Regions from separate parts of the Mus musculus genome. Here region 2 is linked to region 1. Evidence: chromatin loops called from intact Hi-C (ENCODE). Cell type or tissue: heart. All regions are shown on one strand. Links, peaks and the distances in the headings refer to the core of each region. The heading gives the core; the rest is flanking DNA. Region 1 has its middle 13 kb from the start of Gm39068. Region 2 overlaps Mrvi1 (MRV integration site 1).

Region 1 (11,692 bases), core at 2,282-7,281:
ATGGTGCCTCTTCAGAGCAGCAGCTGGCAGCAGGGTCTCTTGTCACTGACAGCTTCTAGGGTTTCTCCTCTCTCTGCCTCACCTCTTCTCAAAGGCACGCTGGGATTACAGATGGGCACTACTGAGTCCAGTCGACTGGGGACTGACACAGGTCCTCATGCTTGCACGGCAAGCACTTTACCCACTGAGCTGTCAGCTGCTCCTTTCCCTCCTTAAGCTGCTCTTGTCAAGTATTTTACCACAGCAAAGAGAACAGTGTCTAACTTACTGCCTGCAACTTCATTCCTTACTGAGTCATAAACAGCCTGCTGCCAGCCCAGCCCAGAAACGTGAGCGCACCCTCACCTCTCCTGCAGAAGCCAGTCATGCCTCCTTCCCCCAAATCCATTTCCCTCATCTGCAAAGTGTGGAAGATGGCATGAGAAAGAACACCGAGGCCCAGGCTCTGGACACGCCTCTTAGATGTGCGGTTTCTGTAAGGGCTCAGAGTTTTCTTAAATGGATCTGTAAAAATAGCTTTTATTCCCAATTACACATTTGTTTTAATATACACATAAACGGAGGTAGCATTTTACTGCGGTGATCATGTCCCATTGATGCTCCAGGGACATGGCCTGTTCAGTCCTAAATACTCATCTGGCCATACCCAGCTACTAGCAGACCGCCTAATGTCCTTTGTGTGAGAGATGGAGGCTGCAGCATTAGCATCTCAGGCCAGGGCCCCAGGGGTCCATGCTGCAGAGTTCAGCTGCCAGCTGCCTGAAGCTCCACAGCAGGCCACAAAATCCTGGGCTCCAGAGAGGTCCCCTTCCTGGACCTCAAACTGTCTTTCCCCATAGCACTTATCCTCTGGAGTCACATGAGAGGAAACCTGAGAATTGAAACTCCCTGCTGTGAGGACTCACAGAGGAACAGCCTGGCCGCCGACCTCCATAAGTAGTCCCTGGCTGCTTTGAGAACTCAGCATGCTGTGTTCATGGCTGTCCCCTGAGATAGGTTGCTGGTTTCTCTCCTTGTTCCCAGAGCAGAGGCCTGGGCAGGTCCTCAGGGTCAAGGCTGGGGCAGAGGTCTCACTCCCTTTGCTCTTTGCTTTGCTCTCTCTGCCTCCATCCTGGGCCAGAGTCCTTTTTTGTCTCCCTGACCTTGTCCCTGCCCTGGTCCTCATTACTCTCTGCCCTGTGGTGTTACAAGATTCCCTCCTTGGTTTCCATCCCCCTCCACCCTCTGGTTTCCTGTCAGTAAACACAATCCATTCTGGAGTGTAACAACAGGCCAGTATCCCAAATGGACAAGGGCCCCTGAGGACAGGCAGTGGAGCTGGCTATAGCTTCTAAGTTTCCAGTCAGGCCTGGATGGTCCCCCTACTGAACTAAAGACACTATCCGCATCTAGTCTGGACTATGCCTTGTGTGAGATTCTAGGGGGACAGCTTCGGGAAACACACAGCATGGCCCAGTCCCCGAGAGGAGGCAGGTCCAAGAAGCTGAAATTATCATGGTCAGCTGCACACCAAGGCACCTGGAGAATGGACAAGGGGAAGGGAAGGAAAGAAAGGAGAGAGGAAGAAATCAGGGTGGCCACCCTGCTATGACCTTGACTCTCCAACATCTCTCTGTGGTATCAATTTCTGATTTGAAGAGAAACTCCCAGTCACAAGATCAACAGAGTTCACTTGAGTTCTAGACAGGGAGAGGGATGCGAACAAGACAAGATGAATCCCAAAACTCAGGGACAGCAAGTCCAAGACAGAGATGTCTGTGGATATTTATAAGTGAGAACTGTAACTGATGTGTAGAAACTCAGAGACCCACCCGAGCATCCCACAAAGCAAGCTACTTCCCTAGCCTGTACCCTTGATCCTAGGGGAAGTGAGGCGGTGCCCGAAGAGCTCCTACTCTAAGTCTTAGATAGTTACCTAACAGATGTCTTTGTATAGACCTCATCCGTAAGCAAATTTGATGGCTAGAGTGGTAGTGCACACCCGTGAACCCCAGCGCTGGAGACGCAGAGGCAGAGGATTGATGGTTTCAGGCTAGCTTGGAAAACAAAGCAACAACCCTGTCTCGACAACAAAATAAAAACACCACAGATTTTGGCCTATGTCTATAGACTTAGTCCTTAGGATGCTGAGGCAGCAAGATCATTTGACTCTAGGATAGCAGTACACGCCTGGGAAACACAGGGAAACTGTCTCAAACAAACAAGAGAGACAATAAAATCAGAGCTTAGTTAACTGAGACCCTTGGTGCCTGTAGCCTGCTGTGCTTGCATGTGGTCCAAAATATGCTAGGGTAGCTGAGAGGTCAGCTGAGAGGTCAGTCCTTTATGAGGCGGGACCTAGCAGGAGACTCTTAGGTCTCTGGGGAAGCTGCCCTTATAAGAGATTAAGGTAGGTCTTATGGGGCCCCTGGGGTCTCGAGAGAGTTACGCGAATGAGCCTGAGGCCCGCATGGTGGTTCACACCTGGATTCCTAGCACTCAAGAAGCAAAAGCCGGAGGATTGCTGCAGGTCTGAGGCCAGCTCTAACTACACAGTGAGTTCCAGGCCATCCTGGGCTACCTCGTGAGACACTATCAAACAGAGCAAAAAAGACCCACTTCTTAATTTAAGATCCAATCCCTTCCTTCCACATGCTCCTCCAGTTGATGCCATCCAATGGGCCCCCCAGTCTTGGACTTCCACCCCAGAATGTGAGCTAAACTGCCTATCTTTCCTTTACAGAGTTAGCCTGTCCCAGGAAAGCAAGCCTGACTAACACAGTTCCTGACACGATTTTATGTCTATCTCTGGCCCTCTCTTACTGTTTTAGTTGTGCCTGGACCCTAATGGTTTCTGAAAGCTAATTTGAAAGTCAAATTCAGAAGACTGGAAGTGTAACCGTCCAACTGTGCTAAGAACAGTACTCAGCTTCTTCAAATGCTGAAAGGACGGCTGGGGTTCATTCAAAGCGCATAGGAGCTGAGAGCCTGCAACAAAACGTAAAGGCTGTGGCTTTTTACAATACTGAGAGCCAGGCATTCGAGATCCACTCCCTCTCCAGAGCCCGCCACCCTCAGAGTTCCTATACTGAATATACCTTTGTAAGACAGGAGTTGGCAAGCTACCACTGCCAACCAAACCATGCCTGTCAATGGGCTAAAAAAATAGTTTTTATAGTTTTTTTTTTTTAACAGTTGGAAGGGAGATCAAAAGAAAAAGAAGAGTTAGGGGCTGGGGATGTAGCTCAGTTGACAGACTGCTTACAGGATACTGGGGTTTGAGCCCCAGAACTGCATGAATCATTTAAACCCAGGGTGGTGGTGCACTCCTGGAACCAATCCAGCATGTGGGCGGTGGAGGCAGGAGGGCCAAGAGTTCAAGGTCAGGGCTGGAGAGTTGGCTCAGTGGTTAAGAGCACTTGCTGCTCTTCCAGAGGCGCCAGACTGGACTTCTAACACCAATATGGTGACTTACTAATGGTCTGGAACTGCAGCAGCAGGGGATCTGATGCCCTCTTCTGGCCACCTTGATATGTTTATGGTACAGACAGACACATGCAGGCAAAACATCCATAGACGTAAATTTTTTTTAAAAAATTAAAGAATTCAAGATCATCCTCAATTGCACAAGTTTGAGGCCATGCTGAGCACATGGGATCCTCTCAGGAGGAAAAAGAGGGAAGGAAGAAAGGGGGAAAATAATTTTGTGACCCATGGAAATTCCATGAATTGAAATCAGCCTTCAGGAAGAAGGTTGTTGTGTCCTCTCCGTGTCCCATGAGCCTCTCTGTAGTCACCTCTTCTCCCCCCGCCCCCCTGCTTCTGACCCAGACAAATATTCATCTGCTTTCTATCAGTACAAATTTGTTATTCCTTTCCTAAAACTTCAAGTAAATTGAATCACACAGCCTGCACTTTTTGTGTCTGGCTTCCTTCAGTCAGGATAATGTTTTCTGAGATTCACCCATGTTGTATCAATACCAGACAGGACACGTCTGCTTTTGTTTGTGAGGGAAAGGCAGAGTCATGTCAGGTCTGAAGGCACAAGTCAGAACTCCTCATGAGCAGCAGGATAAGAGTTTCTTTCTCTAGGTGCCGGCTGTGTGGTCTTCCCTCGCCTCAGGGGAGGGTCTTAAGGCAGATATTCCACAATCAAATATGTGTTCCATAAGTCAACAGATAACCACCATGGTATGAATTTGAACAGGAAAGATTTGGTGGGCAAATATGCAATGCCTCTCACAAGAAATGTCAAGTGTGTGTGATGAAAAAAAATGAGAAGAGAAAGCTCTAATAACCTTCAAATACAACTTCAACCACTATAGACTTTTGAGTGGTTATAAATGTATTTGTAGCACTGGGGAGGTAAAGGCAGGCAGATCTCTGTGAGTTCAAGGCCAGCCTGGTCTAAATATTGAGCTCCAGGCAAATCATAGATATGCAGCAATACCTTGCCAAAAAAAATGTTACTTGGCCGGGCAATGGTGACGCACGCCTTTAATCTCAGCACTTGGGAGGCAGGGGCAGGCAGATTTCTGAGTTCGAGGCCAGCCTGGACTACAGAGTGAGTTCCAGGACAGCCAGGGCTACACAGAGAAACCCTGTCTCAAAAAAACCAAAAAAAAAGTTACTTATAAATTAAAAAAAATTTTTTTAATTATGTGTATTTGTGTGAGGGTGTCCACGGAGGCCAAAGGCTCAGGGTCCCCCGAGAGCTAGAATTACAGATGTGAGTCACCTGACAGAGGTACTAAGAACCAAATTCAGGTCCTCTTCAAGAACAGGATGAGCTCCTAACCACTGAGCCACCTCTCTAGCCCCTGCTTGTAAGTTTTGTTTCACCAATTTGTTCAAAGAAAATTCCGTGTCAGCGATGCTCCAGGATATTTTGAAGCATTCACATTGCCACTTCAAGCCTGTAATAAGATACTAATAGGTTTGGATTGTAGCAGGCTCATGTTTAGTGGTAAAATGATTGTGATTCTTTCATTTCGACGTTTATACAAATTCAATACCTAAGATTTTCCTTTACTTTGTATTTTAATTATAAGCACAATGGAATCTTTTTCACTACGCCCCATACAGGTACCTCCAGATTCCCTTCAGCTGGCCCCAAGTGCCATACCTATATTCTCTTACTCTCTGTGAGCTATGAACTGGAAGCAGTGAGGGTTCACAGGCCCTGAGACCAGGAGAGAAATTTCAGCTCTGACTAGCAAGCTGTCTTACTAAAGAGGGCCCTCCTGCCCCCTAGTGGTCATTATTGTATATGCCTCTCAAGAGGAAAATGAGATACAGGCATTGTGTCTATCATCCTTGTTACTCAGCATTGTGTTTACCATGGGCTCTGGCTGGGATGAATGCCTTCATAGGCATCCTCCCAACATAGCTATCCTGCAGTCCCTGGGGAGGTCGAGCCTGTGGCTCCACTCCAGGGCTTCCATCTGTCTCTCTCCCTTCATCTTCATTACTACATCACGAGCCAAGTTCCACCTGTGTTAGCCAGTGAGACCACCCTTGATCACTAAACCACTTCCAAAACCTGAGAGACATTAGGAGAGAAAGGAGAGAGAACCTGGGAGGAATACACCCATCTTTTCAGCAATTTGATGCAAAGAGGCAGACTCTAGGTCTCAGGCACTCAAGGAATTTGGGGTCCTCTTGAAACATAAAAAGGAAAGAGCTATGCTGGACCATAAACACTTGCCACACCCTCTTTGTCTAGGCAGAGACCCCACCTTTTCTTCACTAGCCACAACACAGAACAAGTGGTCACAGAAAGAGAACAACAACAACAACAACAAAAATACCATCTTTTCTTCAGGTCATAGATCAAGCATTCGTTTCAAGGTATTTATGTATGCTGGGTAGTTTTTTGTCACCTTGACACACACTAAGGTCACCTGATAAGAGGAAGCCTCAACCGAGAAAAATCCTCCATCAAATTGGACTATAGGCAAGTCTATAGGACACTGATGTAGTTAATCATTGCTGTGGAAGGATCCAGCCCACTATGAGTAAGGAGACGCTGGGAAGGTGACCCTGGACTGTGTAAGAAGCAAGATGAGTGCATCATGGGAAGCAAGCTGGTAGGCCGCTTTCCTGGATGGTCCCTGCCTCTCCTCCTACTTGAGTTCCTGACCAGACTCCCTCAATGATAAGCTGTGATCAGATTGTGAGTCAAATAAACCCTTCTGGGGTTGATCACATCAATAGAAAACAGATTAGGATGCTGAGTATTGTTAAGAGAAAATTAACCTGTATGGAAATCAGAACAAGTCAAAGTTGATGGTCGTGAGTGCACACGGGAAAACTGGGGGACACCGGAATTGCATCTGAAATGAAGACAGTAGATTCCACTCTGAAAAAAAAAAAACTGAGCAAGCTGTAGAATCTCTATGGAATGTTCTGGTACTCCAGAACCTCTCATCTTTGCTCTGACACTCTTGGGAGCCTCGGCAGGCCAGAAGCCCCAGACTCCCTGTCTCAATCTCCCTGATAGAGCCCCATGTGTCCATTGGAGAAGTGACGTCAGAGGTTATGCTAGAACGGGGGAAGGAAACTTGATGCTAGGATGCATGACAAGGTGTTCAGGGTTTCCCGCTCAACCTTCGTTTCTGAGTGGGACTCCAGAAGAAGCCCTCCTGCAGCATCCTCAGCAAGTCCAAGTCTTGGTGTCTACCTAATCCCCCTTCCCTGAACCATGAGCAGACTTATTTTGGGCCATGTGGTTGGCAACAGTTAGCCAACCTCTTCCTAGCCAGAGATCCCTGTATTAAGACAAGACAAGGGCACCAGTGTCCAGAGGAACTGGCTCTGGTCACACCCTGGAGTTGTGGAGCACTTGTCGTGGGTCACCAGGATGTTAGTGTCAGGATCCATGAGTCCTGTTCAATTGCACAGTGGGCACCTACAAGTGATCCCAGGGACCCCTCCATCCAAGGAGATCTGAAGGGGTCATAGCCTTGTTGCTTTGGTCTTTCAGGACATGAATATTATCCTGGGTTCTCTATCCCATATTAAATTTCTGGTTATAAAAAGTCAACAAATGCCAAACTGGCATCCTTAATCATCAGGGAAATGCAAATCAAAACAACCCTGAGATTCCACCTCACACCAGTCAGAATGGCTAAGATCAAAAATTCAGGTGACAGCAGATGCTGGCGTGGATGTGGAGAAAGAGGAACACTCCTCCATTGTTGGTGGGATTGCAAGCTTGTACAACAACTCTGGAAATCAGTCTGGCAGTTCCTCAGAAAATTGGACATAGTACTACCGGAGGATCCCGCAATACCTCTCCTGGGCATATATCCAGAAGATGTTTCAACTGATAAGAAGGACACATGCTCCACTATGTTCATAGCAGCCTTATTTATAATAGCCAGAAGCTGGAAAGAACCCAGATGCCCCTCAACAGAGGAATGGATACAGAAAATAAAGGTACATTTACACAATGGAGTACTACTCAGCTATTAAAAAGAATGAATTTATGAAATTCCTAGGCAAATGGTTGGACCTGGAGGGCATTATCCTGAGTGAGGTAACCCAATCACAAAAGAACTCGCACAGTATGTACTCACTGATAAGTGGATATTAGCCCAGAAACTTAGAATACCCAAGATATAAGATACAATTTGCTAAACGCATGAAACTAAAAAAGAACAAAGACCAAAGGATGGACACTTTGCCCCTTCTTAGAATTGGGAACAAAACACCCATGGAAGGAGTTACAGAGACAAAGTTTGGAGCTGAGACGAAAGGATGAACCATCTAGAGACTGCCATATCCGGGGATCCATCCCATAATCAGCTTCCAAACACTGACACCATTGCATATACTAGCAAGATTTTGCTGAAAGGACCCAGATATGGCTGTCTCTTGTGAGACTATGCCAAGGCCTGGCAAACACAGAAGTGGATGCTCACAGTCAGCTATTGGATGGAACACAGGGCCCCCAATGGAGGAGCTAGAGAAAGTACCCAAGGAGCTGAAGGGATCTGCAATCCTATAGGTGGAACAACAATATGAACTAACCAATCCTCCCCTCCCCCCGAGCTCGTGTCATCGACTAGGCCATCAGTGGAAAGAGAGGCCCATTGGTCATGCAAACTTTATATGCCTCAGTACAGGGGAATGCCAGGGCCAAGAAGTGGGAGTGGGAGGGTGGGGGAGTGTGTGGGGGAGCATGTGGGGGACTTTTGGGATAGCACTGGAAATGTAAATGAAATAAATACCCAATTTAAAAAAAGAACTAAAAAAAATAAGATGATAAAGGGAAAAAAGGTAGGTCCTGTGATAGTTAGCTTCTGGCAAGCCTACATCCAAGGCCATAGAGATGGCTCTCTTCCCTTTCCATCCTTCTCAATTTCACATCTAAGGAAAATGGCTACTGGCAACTCTATGCTTCATCTTCTAGATGCAAGTCCAATGCTCAAATCTTGCAGTTCTCTTTGAGAGACCAACGTTGATAGCTGGGGAAATATCTCAATAGCTAAAGCTTTTGCCACACAAGCAGGATGACCTGAGTTCTGTCCCCAGCACCCCTTATTAAAAAGCCAGCCACACTGCTGCAGGCAGGATAGCTGGCCTTGCCCCTCACCTGGGCAAAGCAGGAGAGCTCGTCCTGGTGGTGTGGGCTCAGAAGAGCTGGTGGGCTACTACCCATGCCCAGATCCAGGGCTTAGAGTTGGCCCACCCCAACATTTACCCCATGTCTAGGCTGCTGAAGAGCATGAAGAGACTGGTCCTTTGAAACCAAAGCAACAGGGTCTCAATGACATAGGGCGACAACAGGATATCCGGGAGGAATCTAGTGAGGATCCAGTATTGATGGTGCAGCAGAAGCCAGAGACCTCAAACCAGACCAATGACTCATTGCAATGAACATTTGCAAGTGAAGCAAGTGGGCAAAAGGATGTACTATGTGATATACGGTGACACACTGCACTAGTGGGATTTTTTTTTCTTTTGGAGGAGGTGGTTACAAGGGCAAAGGGCAGATATGGAGGGACAGGGAGATAACTAAAATTGGGTGAATGATGTGACATTCACAAAGAATCAATAAAACAGAAAAGAAAGCCAGCTATGATGCATGCATGTGTAATTTAGTACCATGGAGGTGAAGATGGGTGAATCCCTGAGGTTCCCTGGCCAGTTAGCCCAGCCTATGTGAGATCCGAGCTAATGGGAGATCTGTCTTAAAAACCAAGGAGTTGGGCTGGTGGGATGACTCAGCAAGTCAAGGTGCTTGTTGCACAAACTTGGCAGCCTGTGTTTTGATTCCCAGGACCCGTGGAAAGGACGAAGGAGAGAACCAACGCCACAAGTTGTCCTTTGACCTCCACATGTTACAGCATGGCGTATGCACACATGCACACCCCCAAGGGAGGTTGAGTGAAGACCGATACTGGAACATGCATGAACCCATCGTCTCTGAACCCATCAATGTCCCCATCACCCAGAACCAGATATGGTCCAGAGCAGAGATCTGGATACCAAGTAGTCTCTGTCGATATGAGTCCAACCCCTGTCCATGATCTCTCCCAGGTCTCCTTTGATCCCTCCTCTCCTCTTCTCTGGATGCCCCCCCCCCAGAGGCCTTTCCACTAACCCTTGTGAGACCTGCTGGCCCTCCCCTGTTCTCAGTGCCACATGCTTGTCACTGTCTCCCACCTCTACTTCCAGAGTCACACTGGAACTCAGGAGTAGGGAGACTGCCTTCAAAAATCTTTGACCCTATAGCTCTAGGCAATCCCAACTCCAAGAGAACCCAAAAGAGTCTCTGGGTACTAGCTTTCCTGCTTGTATATCTGCCAGCTTGCAGGTGCCGGTGGGGCAGCTGCTGCAGACTCCAGGTGTGGTATGGATTCAGAAGGCACAGGTCATGATAAAGAGGCATTGGGAAGACAAAATCTCTCTTGCAGTTCTATCCTAGTTGGCTTTGACTGTGGAGGCTGCACTGAGTCTGAGATTTCATTCAATAAGAGATTGAGAGACGCCAGAAGGCTCCTGGGTAGATGAATAAGAGCCCAGAGATGTGAATGGCTTGGCTCACATCACACAGCGAACAAGGGGCAGGCCCAGAGCCCTCCTGCTCCACACCTCCATCTGCCATCCTGGATCCAGAAGCCAGCCCAGGCAGCCATGGCCTCGGCGGGGCCATCTGGGAATCCTGGAGATTATCAACCTCAACTCCATGATGCAGTGGAGCCAAGCCTGCACTCCTGAGCTCTGAGCCAAAGCAGGGGACTGGGGATTAGAATCCTGGACACAGTGAGACAGAGACAGGGCACCTGGGAAGTCTCAGGCAGACTCACACTAGCACCTGAAATTGAGGTTAGGGAGCTCATTGTTGGTGAATTCTTGTAGGGCAACGCAGAAGAGAAGCAGGCCAGCTCTGAGCTCAGCCACACTTGGCTCTGGGCAAACCCATCCCTGACAAAGCCCAGAGCCCAAAGTAGGGGGAGAGCCAACTAGAGGAAACGGGTGGATGTTGCTGGTTGCCACTAGCTATCTGGACTTGGACTTCCAGGTTCTTAGTATGTTATTGAAAGAACTGAAGAGCACACAACAGTGAAGCAGCAACACGTTTTGTTTGAAGAGACAGTACAGGACACACTACAAGGGAGCACAGGCCACTTTGGCTAGAACGTCCAAAAGAGCAGCAAGTTACATTTATGTCCTTTGTGAATCCTTTTATAGGTTCAGGAGGAGATGTTGATTGATAGGGGATGATTGTTCTTTCTGTTTTGATTGGCAAGTGCAGATTATGTAAGCCTTTGTTGCCTTGATCATATAGTGGCCAACACTCCATGACGTAAGCCTCTGTTCACTAGGTATGCCCTTTCCTATGATTTATCTGACTTTAATCATATGCAAGCACGATTATGCTTAGGCATAAGATAATAAATAGTGGTTTTCCCTGTTTCCCTCAGAGAACCCACTTTACTTTTCTCTGTATGCATCAAAAACGAGTTTAGGCAGGATGGGACCCTGCCTCCCATTCCCTGATATGCCTTGGTACATGTCTGAATGAAAATCAGACGTTTCCATAGGATTGTCAAGGAAAAGTGACTCACTCCACTGTCTGCAGATCAATGTGCATGCAGCTCAGTGCAGGGGAGAGTCCCAGATTGCCAAATACATTGAAAGAAGGGTATGGGTATAGATAGCTCAATCCAAGCAGAGACCCAGGCTGCTAAGTTTTCCATCTTCCTACATCAGATGTGACCTGCGTCTGGTCTCCAGGGGCCTTGGCAGAGTTCCTGCTAAGCCTGGCACTTGACTCAGAGCATGGAACTGAATTAAAGCCAGCAACATTGATGCTAGCATCCAAGATGGAGGGAGAGAAGCCATTTGTCTCCTGGTTTAGGAGATCTTGAAACTAGGTTCATGTAAGATAAGCCAGGACATCAGACGAAAGAGCCAGAATTTCCATGAAAGCAAGAATCTATCTATCCAGATCACCACATATCCCCAGTGTCTAGAACAGACAGATACGCAATAGGTACCCAATAAACAGCCTAGTCAATCTGTCCCTGTGGGCAGGGGAGCAATTTTTTTTATGACTCTCACAATGTGCTGTACCATCTTCATATAACAAACGTCAGGTCCACACCTAGTGGTTGATTAAGAACTTACTGTCCTCAGAGCTACTGCCCACCCCAATTAGAACATTTCATTCTTTGCCTCATCAAACATGTTGATGGATACC
Region 2 (12,119 bases), core at 2,745-7,744, 210 kb before region 1:
TGCTCTGTGTAGATTAAGACCTAAACAGGAAGTGGAATGGCTGCCTCCCATACTTTGGAAACTGTTCCTATTAAGATAGGTTGACTTGTGGGGATGAGGCAGTGACGTGACCTGAGAAAGCGAGCAACGTGTTTCCCTCGATTCCCCTCATTACCATGCAGTCCTTCAGCACTCCGGATGCCGATGTCTAAGTAAAGATGATGAAATTATTCAAAGACCTCATCATCTTTTAGGGAAACTTGATGTTCAGTTCCTTCATCCAGTAGCCTTTGGGGATGGAAGACACCGTGGTCCTGGCCCCACAGCTTTTAGTCTGCTTGGAGCCCAGTCCAGCATGGCTTCTTCTCTGCCAGTTCATCTACTCTGCTCAGCCCCGAGGCTATTCTGCAACCAGAGAAGTTCTGCTCTTATTTCTGTGTTATGGCTCAGCTCAAACTCCCCTCATAACATAGAGCCATCCCTAAGACCACATCTCATGCAATCAGCCTGCATAGCTAGGGACTCTTGTTTGAGTTCTTATAACTCCTCATTTTGAAGTGTTTATACCAATCAGTTTTTCAGTTGCCACCCAACACTGGACTCAGAACGCTGTGAGGGCCCAAAACTACACACCCACTCTCTTTCCATCACAACATGGGCACAGACCTAATAAAAAGTTTGTTTGTGGAGAAAGAAGGAATGATTCAGCCAGGCACGGCGGCATATTCCTGGAATCCTAGCACTTGGGAGATGGAGAAAGGGGAATCAGTCAGCCTCAGCTACGTGAGTTCGAAGCCAACATGTCAAATTTTTAAAGTTATGTCAAACTCTGTCTAAAACTAGAGAGAGAGAGAGAGAGAGAGAGAGAGAGAGAGAGAGAGAGAGAGAATATGAATGAATACCTGAATACCTTAGTTGAGATGAGATTTTCAAGATGACCAGCAGGGGTCACCCCAAATGCTTCAACTCTGCTCTGGGTACCTATTAGAATAAATGCAAAAGCCAAGATGGCGCCATCTTTGACAGCTACTGGCCTAAATGTCTCCAATTCTTTAAACACAAAGCAACCACCATTTTAAATGGATATTTTGAATATTCATAACGAATCAGACACCTTTCCTGCCTCAGAAAGTCCGGCCCAGAGGGTTCTGTGTGCTACGGCTGTGTGTCCTTTTACCAACCTGGATTGCAGCACTCTGGTTTGGGGAACATTCCAGGCCCTCTCTGTGGAACAGAAAGCATGTCATGGGAAACAGCAGAGCTTTCTGGATTTTCCTATAGGCTCCAGCATGTAGTGACACTCACCTAGGACCTGTGACACAGTGGTTACTCAGTTATTGGCACTGTCCTTGGTTCTACACGTGGGGAGGAGACAGGCCACAGGAAAGGCTGTGTGGTATAGGCCTCCAATCAGGAAGACCTAGGTAGAAACAATTAGTTTTCTATGTGACTCAGGACAAGTGGCTTCCAACCTGAGAGGCTCTTCCTTCACCTATAGAATGGGACTATTGATGCCTACCCATATCAAAGGCCATCACAAGGAGTCAACTTGGTAATGGTAGTCATGCTGCCAGTAGGAGCTCAGTAGATGGTATCTGATCTCAGCGAGCTGTCCTCCCTTAGCTATAGTTTTGAGGAGCTGAAATGTTTCTCTTCTGGAATAGCTGTGTTTACTGTAAGGACCAAATTAGATGCAAAAGGTCACCTCTGCCCATGTAAACAAAGCCAGAAAGCAGGAGGCAGTGCAGTTCCCAATGCCTGCTCCCAGCCTCGCCTCGCCTCTCCTCGCCTGATCTCTGGTGTTGATGCAAAACCAAAGAGCTCATCTGTGGCTCTTGGATCCTGGAAATGGAACCCAGTTTGGGACAGGGATGGGAAGGAGTTTGACTTGTCCTTTTGGCATCTCCCCAGCCTGCGGAGCCCAAGCCTCTTGGAGCATCTTTGGGGTTGGCACAGCAGAGGTTCCAGGCACGCACAGCCACTCCAACCAGGCGGCTGCCATGCCCCACATTCCTGAGGATGAGGAGCCCCCCGGAGAGCCACAGGCAGCCCAGACCCAAGTAAGTGCCCCTTCCTGCCCATGGCTAGCCTGGGTGGGGGCCAAACTAAGCATTCTGTCTGAGGCCACAGCTTACAGACTGGCCACAGTGGGTGACTAGTGTAGGCTGCAGTGGGTGCCTGGGGAAGGTGTGTGGCTTTCCCTCTGAAGAATTTGCTACCCTGAGTTCATCTAAGTGGCCAGGGTCCCAGGAATCCCGAGTGTGAAACCATCTAGAGAGTAAATGACTAAGGCTTTATGGGAAGTCAGATCACCTTGGCCCAAAATGCTTTCTTGTACACTTGAGAAAGATGTAGAAAATACAGGGTAGGAGACAGCCAAGGGCTGCTTTGAAACAATCTGCTTAAAATGAATACCAAAAGTTCATAGTTAAGGATAGGAAATAAAAATGAGTTTTAAAATGTTCATTAAGAGTACCCTTAATGAGGCAGGCATGGTGGCCTGCAGTCCCAGCCTTCAGGAAACTGAGGTGGCAGATCATGATGAATTCCAGACCAGCCTAGGCTACAGCCTATCTCAAAAACAAAACAAAACAAAACAAAACAAAACAAAACAAAAGCAAGCAAGCAAGCAAGCAAGCAAACAAACAAAAAAACCCAGACAAATAACAGCAGAGAAGGTATCGTTGAGGCTTTATTTTGCAAATGATATTTAGTAATTTTTAGCTCTCTCTATATATCATAAAGTATAGATTATGTTTATTTTCAGATTGAACGAAGAGTCAAGCATTTTGCTGTTGGTATATCACTTGTTTTGTTTTAGTTTTGTATATGTAGTGTACACATGTGTACTCATGCCAGAGGTTGATGTTGAATGCTTTCTACTGGTCTCCACTTTATTTTTGTGAGGCAGGGTCTCTCTCTGAACCTGTAGCTCATCAATTTAGTAAGACTGGCTGGCCAGAATTCCCTAAGGTCTTCCTGACTGTTTCTCATGCTACCCCTGTCCTTTTTTGTGTGGGTGCTAAAGGATAAAACCTCAAGTTCTCACGCTTACACAATAGAGACTTTCTGATTGGACCATTTCCCCAGCCTCTGCTCATTTTTTTTCTGTTAACCAAACAATGCAATTGCATGATCCCACATTCTTTACATCTTGTTTTATAGCAACATCATCAAGAGAATGTTTAAAGTGTAAGTCTATACCCATCTCCTCAAGATGCTGAAGTCATTCCCTTCTGAAGAACCTATCTTTCCATCACTATCATATTTTCTTTATCTGGTCACTGGCCCAGCTCCATCTGATCTTCTCAGATTAAAGGCTGTGCTTATGAAGGTCACCAACATTATTTACTTTGACTTGAACTTTAGAGTTGGTTTGCGCTGAGCTTGTGCTATCCTATTGCCTCTGACCATGGTCCCACGCTGACCAGAGCCAGATGAAACAGGCTTGCTAAGCAAGAGAAGAGCGTGTGAGTGAGTGCCATTTTTCTAGATGGGCAGATTCCTGACCATTCCTGAATGTTTTTCTGTTGTGACGGCGTTTACTTTCTTACATATTAAAATGGTGGGGACAAAGCAATTATTTAGAAATGAATAGTCACTTGTATTCCAAGGTTCATGAGCTCAAGATGTGAACTTGGCAGCTTAGGGGTGAGGGAGTGTCTTTTCCTTGATCATCTAAAAAACAAAGAGTTAAACTCCCATCTCTCTATCTGCAGACCATAGCTCCAGGTTCTAGGGAAAGCTCCACAACCATCCTGGGGCATCTTGAGCCATAGTGGATGCTGTTCCTTAGCAACCCTCAAGGCAGCTGAGGGCTGGGGGTTTGGGGGAAGGGAAAGGGGGTCACAGCAGAAGGCAGACACTGTGAGCAGATTCAAATGTGGCTGCTCCAATCCGGCTTTCTTTAACCCTGCCACTTCTGTGTTCTTTTGATAGTGGCCATCTCTGACCCTTATGGCCCCCTCACTAACAATGGTACCACGCCAAACTCACATTCTCATGCAAACCCTGGATCCAAAATCCTAGGCAATTTTCCCAGTTAAATGTGGGTTTTGATGACCACCAAGGCCACCAGAATAACCATCTGAGGGCAACAAGAAGGTAGTTTAGTTGAACATGACTAAGTAGCTATGTTGGTTCAAACTTCAGAGTCTGACTTGTAGTAGTTTATTCTAGGCATATTTAAGCACAGCACAATTTGGTGAAAACTTCCCTAGTGATGATAACTCAACCCTGTGTGTACAATAAAGCACAAATGAAGCTAAATAAAGTTCAGATGTGACTATACAGAAACTCTTTGTAAAGTACATGTGGCACCATCCATTAAATGGGTTTATAGATGGAGAAAAACAAGCTTTCAATAAGGGTCTAAGGGAGATTCTAGTGTTGTCTAGGGCATACATATAACTCAAAGGCTGCTCCCAGCCTTGTGTTCAGATAACAGGTCATACATCCATTCTTTCAAAGGAACAACCCTGTGTGTTTGACATTCCAGGTTTCCCTAGTACCTGTCCTCTCTAGCACAGAGACCCCTGACCTCCTACAAACAAAAGCACTCCTAAACTGAGTATAATAAAAGATTAGCAAAGAAACAGCCTCATCCCTAGATGAAGAATAGGAGTCCTATTCTTCCTACATCTGTAGCTCTCAGCATTTAAGAGAGGGTGCTGCTCTTATAGAGGACCTGAGTTCAGTTCCTAGCATCCATCCAGAACTGCCTGCAACTCCTGCTTCAAGATATCTGATGCCCTCTTTTGGCCTACACATTCATGCACACACACACACACACACACACACACACACACACACACTTAAAAAAAAAGTAAATATATTTTAAAGTACTTTCAAACCTTATTAAGCCACCCCCCCTTGTTACCCCCATGGCTGTTACCTGCTTGTTGGTCCAGCTCAATGAAGACCAGGGCCTGGGTGAAGCTTCTTAGAGGTACAGCATTGGGAGGAACCCATGTGCTAGCTGTAGAGTCAATGGTTAAGTCCCTTGATTGGCCAGTAGGAACCCTGAAAGCCAGTTCCCCACAAGCTACGCCTACCTGTGACCTGGAGCCAAAACTAATATTTAAAGAATAATGAGATGGGTTCTAATGGTCTCTGAAGGCTTTTCAGGTGCTGTGATTCTGTCTCTGGGCTTGTAGGAATCTGAAGCTATCCTGACTTTTTTTTTTGTTTTGTTTTGTTTTTTTTGTTTTTGTTTTTTTTTTGTTTTTTTGCAAGTTGCAATGGCTGAGACAGCACCGGAATCTGGAGGAGGATGCTTGAGGGACTCAAGCCAAATGGGATCCAGGAGGCCCAGGTCCCTCAGAGAAGACAGAGAACAGGGTTTAAGACTGCGATCTCTGTGGTCTGACCACATTGGCCTTGAATTCCAGCTCCTCTGCATCCTCATCCAGAGACCTAGAACCAAGGCTGTTAGATTTCTGATTGTTAGAGTCCCCGTGGTTACCTGTGTGCTACTTTGAACAAGGGTTAGCTGTTGCCACTTCTGTTCAGCCTGCTCAGCTCAGCCCTGAGGCAATTTATACCCTTGCACAGAGGTTCAAGGTCCACGTGAGACTTTCATTCTTTTACTTTCTGGTCTTGCTACCAGGCTCTGGGCCTCTCTTAGTTCTCCGGAAGCCAGATAGGCATGGTTCATAAAGAGCCTCTGCTCACACTGGGCTCCTGAGGTAGCATGGCCACAGGGGAGGTTCAGCTCTCCCAAGCTAGCTGGAGCCTCCAGGGGCAGAAAGAAACCTGACTCCCCAAGAGTACAGAAGTCAGGCAGCCAGGAAAGCAAGGCTGGCCAGGGTTCAGCCGGAAGTTCCCGTTCTGTGTAAATTCCCACTCTGTAAAACAGGCAAGGAACAGAGCATCCTTCCAAGTTTATAGCTCCCTGGGGTCCAGCCCTAGTTTTGAATACTCCAGTCCCAAGCCTCTGTTTCCCACCACTAGCCTGAGTGCTAGCTGAGTCTTCACAACAAAACCCTTGAAGTAGGAGAGCTATATTGTTCTCTTCACTGCAACTGCTAATTGGAATTCGTAATCTATCCCTACAGTGAAGTGAAGCCTTCTGGCAGTGACTCAGCAGTATGCATTCTCTAGGGCCCAGGCCAGGACACAGAGTGCTGACTGAATTGAAGCTGTTGGGACACATACCTTGGACCTTTGGGGACCACAGAATGACAGGCTGTCAGCTAGAAAAACCCTATGTCTTAGTTTGCTTTTTGTTGCTGTGATAAACATCACAACAAAATGTAGCCTGGGGAGGAAAGGGTTCATTTTATGTTTCACTTCCAAGTATCAGTACATTACTGAGGGAAGTCGGGCAGGGACCTGGAGCAGAATGCATGGAGAATGCATGCAGACCTGTTCTTCTTCACTGTGCAGCCACAGACCCCAGATGCAGTGTGACCAAGTCATCGGTACTTTCCTGAGCTGTGACCAGGAACCACTTAGGAAGCTGACTCATTGGGACAGCATGCATCCTCAGAGGTGCTTGGCACACTTGGGGTATAGGAGCTCCTGTCAGTAAGAGCCTGGGTTCCACTTGTCCAAGTTCTTTTCTCCTTTGAGGGTTTCTACAAGTCTCTAGGAACAGGTTGCTCGAGTTCATGGACAGAGCATCTGGCTTCCTGTTGTCAGCTCCAGCATTCACCACTCCACCTCTGTCTTCCACCTCCCTGCACACAAAGCCACTTGATGATAACAGGCATCCGGGCACCGGAAACTACTGAGCTGTATTCATACATTTAGCTTTAGATTAAAAAATTACTCTTTGGAAAACGTCCCACATTTATATAATGTATTTTGATCCTACCCACCCACCACTCCCTCCTTTAATTCTCCATAGTGCCCATCTATCTCTCTCCCATTTCTTGTCTCCTTTTGTTATTAATAATTACCCGAGTCTGCTTAGTGATGCTTCTTCCATATGCACAAGAAGGCGTGGCTAACTTGCTAGCAGCTGCTTTCCAGATAGAGAATGACTCCTCCATAGCTATTGACTCACAGTAGTTCCTCTGCTAAAGGTGAGGGAATTTTGACTGGCTTGATCTTATGAAGGTCTTGTGCAGGTAAGCACAGCTGCTGTGCGTTGGTGTATTCAACAACCGTGTCATGCTAAAGGTTAGCATTTTATAGTTTCCCTTTCCACCTACTGATTCTTACACTCCACCCCCCTTCTGAGATGTTCCCTGAGCCTTGGATGGTGGGAGGTTGACAAGATGACCCCTTGACAGCTGAGCACTCACAGTTACTTATACTCGGCACCTTGACCAATTATGAGTCTCTGCGTTAACCACCACCCGCTGCGAAAAGAACCTTCTCTGTAAAATTGAGAGCAGCACAAATCTATGGGCATAAGCATACATATTTAGAAGGCAGTTAGAGAGTATGACCATTTAGTAAGACAACAGTAAGTTCTATTCTGTGATCTACGATCCATCTCCCTAAGTCATGGACTTTTGATCAGGTTTATAGCACCAGGCATGAAATTCATCCTGGAGGTCAGGGCTCACATCGATCAGAAAGGATTGTTGCCCTCATAATCATTATACCACTATTCCATCAGTGGACACATCTTGCCAGGCAGGCCAGTATTGTAGTGTGCAGGGTACATTACTGGGTAAGATGGTTGGTGTTTTTTCTCCCCCAGTATCCTGCATAGCACCATCTGGCAATATGTAAGCCCGAAGGCAGAAGAGGGTTTTCTGGGCATTCTGGGTTGATTACTTTATGTCTTGCATCCAAAGTAACAGATTTAACTTTTAGTGTACTGTAGCTTGTGGCAGAAGGGCTTACCAAACTCCCTCTACAACTGACACAAGCTCAGGTCAAAAACCTTTTCAAGGTATCTGCTGGGCTGGAGAGACAGATCAGTGGTTAAGAGCACTAACTGCTCTTCCAGAGGTCCCGAGTTCAAATCTCAGCAACCACATGGTGGCTCACAACCATCTGTAATGGGATCTGATGCACACTTCTAGTGTGTGTTTGAAGACAGCTGCAGTATACTCATATAAATAAAAATAAATCAATCTTTAAAAAAAAGAAGATATTTGCTGACTTCATTCTCCTTCAGTCAGATGATAAAATAGCACAATGTGGCTCTCTGGCTCCCCAAAACACACTCTGCCAAACTAAACTCAGCCTAGGCCACAGCTCTGAGGCACTCCAGTGCTCCCAAGGCATCTGTTGTGTACTTCAGGTTTTGATGTTCCCAACAGCCATTACTGTCCAGTCACACAGAAGCTCTTGTGGTTGAAGATCGGCTAATCAGGGGTATTACCTGCCTTTCCTGTCCCCAGTTTATAAATAATTGAGATGAGGTGAGATAGGCTCTGGAGAAGCAGGTCTCTGGGTGTGGCCCTGTGATGGTCAACCTTAACCATTATCTTGTTGGGATTTAGAGTCCCCTAGGAAACATGCTTCTGGGTGTATCTGTGAGGTGTTTCCAGAGAGTTTAACTGATGTGGGACATGCACTTGAATGTAGGCTGCACCATCCCATAGGCTGGGCTCCCAGAATGAATCAGAGGAGAAGGTGAGCGGAGCACCAGCACCCACCGCTCTCTGCTCCCTGACAATCCGTGCAGTATGACCAGGCAGCACACACTCCTGCCACCATGCTTCTCAGCCGTGACAGACTGCACCCCCAAGCCATGAATCAAGGTCACCCCTTCCTTCTTTAAACTACCTCTGTTTGGGAATTTTGGAACAGTAGTGACAAATGTACCTGATATAGGCTCTAAGGAGGCAATCCCTTCGTGGAGATTTGTTTCCTCTGGTCTTAAAGCCCCCAGGCTCCTCTTCTTGGGATCAGAATGGGAGGCCCCAGTAAGCATCACCATAGTATCATCAGAAGTTCTTTCTCTCTGTTGGGGTCAATGTAGTCCTTACCCTCAGGCAGTTGGAGCTCTTAGCCCATCACACTGGTCTGGCCTCTTGTAAGATGAGATGACAAAGTAACACCCCCTAAGCAGCCAGAAAGTTCCATAGAAGACCAAGAATGTTTCTGGTCCAGGCTTATAGGTAAGCAGCATAGCAGAGTACCTGGGCCTCACATTCAGGTGATTCCAGATGATCCTCAATTATGTCAGATTGACAATTAATACTAAGTCTTACAAGACTTAAATAACCAATCCTCTGTCAGAATGAAGTAGAGATTAAATTAGTGATGCATATATATAATCCTTGTAATCTTGTAAGGACCCTCTGGAGCAGAGATGTACTTCTACAATCACCCAGTGAGAACCCTCATCCCATTTTCCTTCAAGCCAGCACTGTTGTATGTCCTCAGCACAGGTAGCTACACAATACCAGGGGGCAGGTGTTGTTCATTTATAGCTGTGAGCACCCAGGTGAGTCATGTACAGATCCACCTTTAGAACTGGAAGGAAGTACTTCTGCCACCCACCTGGGATGTCGGCATCATCTTCCTTGAGATGCCTCACTGCCATAATTTGTCTTCTGTGTCTATGATTAAAATGCCTGAGACCAACTTAGAAAGTATTCTTCTTCATTTCATGGTTTTAGAAGTTTCAACCTATGATCTCTTGTTCCTGTTATTCCTGGGCTCAGAGTGAGGGAGAACATCACAGCAGGGAGAATGTGGTGGAGCAAGGCCACCCATCCCATGATGGACAGGAAGTGGAAAGCTTGACAGGAAAAGAGTGGTGACAAGGTAGATTCTTCTAGGACATTGGTGAGCTAACCTAGCTTCCTCTAGTTAGGCTCCACTCCCCTGAAGTTTGCAATACCCACCAAAACAGGACCATCAACTGGGGACATAGACTTCAACCTGTGAGCAGTGAGGGGCATTTTATATTTGAACTGTAGCATCCACTTAGGTCATCACATCCTTTTAAGGTGGTCTCAGTTAAGATCTAAAATGAAATATCTTCACAGAAGCTTAAATAAAGCATTAGGATCTGGTGTAGGACTTAATGGTAACAGTTGTTGGCACCTGCTATTCATGGGTCCAAGCTAGATATTATCATCTCCAGTCTATTATAGATGAAGGCACTGGACCTAAGATGTTAGTCAAATGCCACAATTAAGTGCAGATTCAAAATGAAGATTCCTTGCATATGTCTTCTTTGCCTCCTCTTGCCAGTAAAGACACTGGACTGAGCACCAGTGGCCTCAGGTGTGCAGAGCCAGTACTGACCTCTCATCTTCTAGGGTTAGATGGAGAGGAGGCTTGGGAAAGAAGAGTCAAGACAACTGTCACAGCACAAAGAGAGAAGCTGTAGGAGTGCTTCAATTAAAGTAGAATGCATTTCAGAAATGGTGATCACAGTCAGGAATGCATATTATGGTGGCTCATCCTCAGTTCCCATTGCGAGCAACAGAGTGGCTTCTGCTGTTTCTGTCTCTTCTTAAATGGTATGTGAGCAGCCTGGGGTCAGGGGTCGCATCATTTGCACATCTATCTCTACTCTTAGCACAGACCTAGAGTATGGTAAGATCTTAGGGAAGGAAGATAGGAAGGAAGGAAGGAAGGAAGGAAGGAAGGAAGGAAGGAAGGGAAGGAGAAAGAGAGGGACAAGAGGAGGAGAGGAGGGGGGAAGGGGAGGGAGAGGGAGAGGGAGAGGGGGGAGAGGGAGGGGCGGAAAGGGAGAGGGAGGGCGGGAGAGGGAGAGGGAGAGGGAAAAAGGAATGAAGATTGATTCTGGCTGGATGACTGGATATATGGATGGATAATGCATGGATGGATGCCTGGGTAGATGCCTGGATGAATGGATGGATGGATGGATGGATGGATGGATGGATGGATAGATGGATGGATGATTGTGTTACAGTTTGGGTAGCTGAATATTTAGATTGAGGGGAGGAAGAGGGAATAGCACCCAGAAGGGAGGACAGAAGATGATGCAGGATGAGAGGCTGGCTGGCTGGCTGACTGAGTGACATTTTGCAAAGCATGGTCAATTCCCTTTGTGTACTGATCCACATGTGATAGCCCGAGAGTAAGACCAAGGCTAAGGAGAGCAGGAAGATCTGATGACTATGGATCTCTGCCCTCTGGGAGCTGAGAGGACACTGACAGAGACTGATAGAGCCAGAATGAGCACATAGGTTAGGCTGCAAGCCTTCAGGATTGTGGGGCAAAAAATGTTCCTCCTGCTTTACATGGAGGAGCTACATGCCCCACAGAAGCCCTTACCCTCTCTCCCATGGCCTCAGGATTTGACACTGGAATGATCATTTACTTGTGAGTCCCCTGAGAATCTTTTTATTTTGTCTTAGGAGCACAAATTCCCCTCTCAAGAGAGTCACTGCCTGCCTTCCAGGCTATAACAGATAGACTGCGGATGTGGTCAAACATTGTGCATCCTCCTCCCAGCTCTGCCCTGTCATCATTCTTACTGCTTTATCTGTGTTTATTTTAAAGCCAGTCTAGGGGAGTATTAGCCCCATTTGATGTTCATAAACACCAAGATCAGAGAAATAAAATACCTCCCTGGGGGTCACCCAGCTGAGACTTCATTGTAGGTCCATCTAGCTCCTCTCCTGTTCACAGGGCTGCAGAGGGGTCCCTGTCTCACTGTCACCCAAAGTCATTACAGCCACCACACTCCTCACACTTGCCTGGGCTAGACCTGGAGCTGTTCCTAAAGAGTCCTAGGCCAGACCTAGTCATGTGATATTGAAGATTTGAAGCTCATATTCCCATCTATGACATCGTTCTATATTTATCCCTTGTGCTCAGGAGCATAGGAAACTATCATGTACCCTTGGGAACTTATGAGTGAAATAAACATTTAAATGTTTCTATAAGATTTATTAGAGGGAAATGAAGTGTGACCTGCTGCTTATGACCGGGGTGAGCTAGCTGGAGGTGGCACGGCCCCACAGAGCTTGGCTCACCCCCAGAAAAGAGAGACAGATCCCTGGGGAGACTGGGTCCACAGACCAGGAAGAGGGACAAGAGCCCCAAAGCAATGCTGTCCCAGCTTGCTTTCCCCCTGCTGTGTGTTCTGCTCATTTGGATTCAGGGTTCCTTGGAGGAAGAGACATCCCCCCCATCGCCCCCTCCCCCGGGAAGAAGTGTGCAGTGTAGAGAGCTAAGAGAAGATTGTCTGAAGGACATCAGAAACCAGGGGAGGTCTCAACAAAGGCAAAGTGACAAATGGAGAAGCA

Evidence for each region. Peaks named below come from ENCODE experiments on the same cell type or tissue, not always from the same donor. Only the 100,000 strongest peaks of a DNase experiment are listed, where the experiment ranks them.
Region 2: a loop joins it to region 1, with 3.0 times the contacts of the local background. A loop is called at or near these places in 12 of 42 quality-filtered maps.

What each region holds. Positions count from the first base shown.
Region 1 is chr7:110,720,807-110,732,498 of GRCm38, reverse strand. No RefSeq gene overlaps it. Among named protein-coding and RNA genes, the nearest start is that of Gm39068, 13 kb to the left of the region's middle. In heart, for the core only: CTCF peaks have their summits at 3,501 (motif pointing left) and 5,236 (motif pointing left); no DNase peak of the experiment used is centred there.
Region 2 is chr7:110,935,753-110,947,871 of GRCm38, reverse strand. Mrvi1 (MRV integration site 1) reads left to right here. Exons shown (of 21, transcript NM_194464.3): 2 at 1,891-2,039. The coding sequence starts at 1,980. Among named protein-coding and RNA genes, the nearest start is that of Gm16336, 37 kb to the right of the region's middle. In heart, for the core only: no CTCF peak of the experiment used is centred there; DNase peaks (open chromatin) are centred at 5,781 and 6,491; H3K27ac peaks cover 1,280 bases.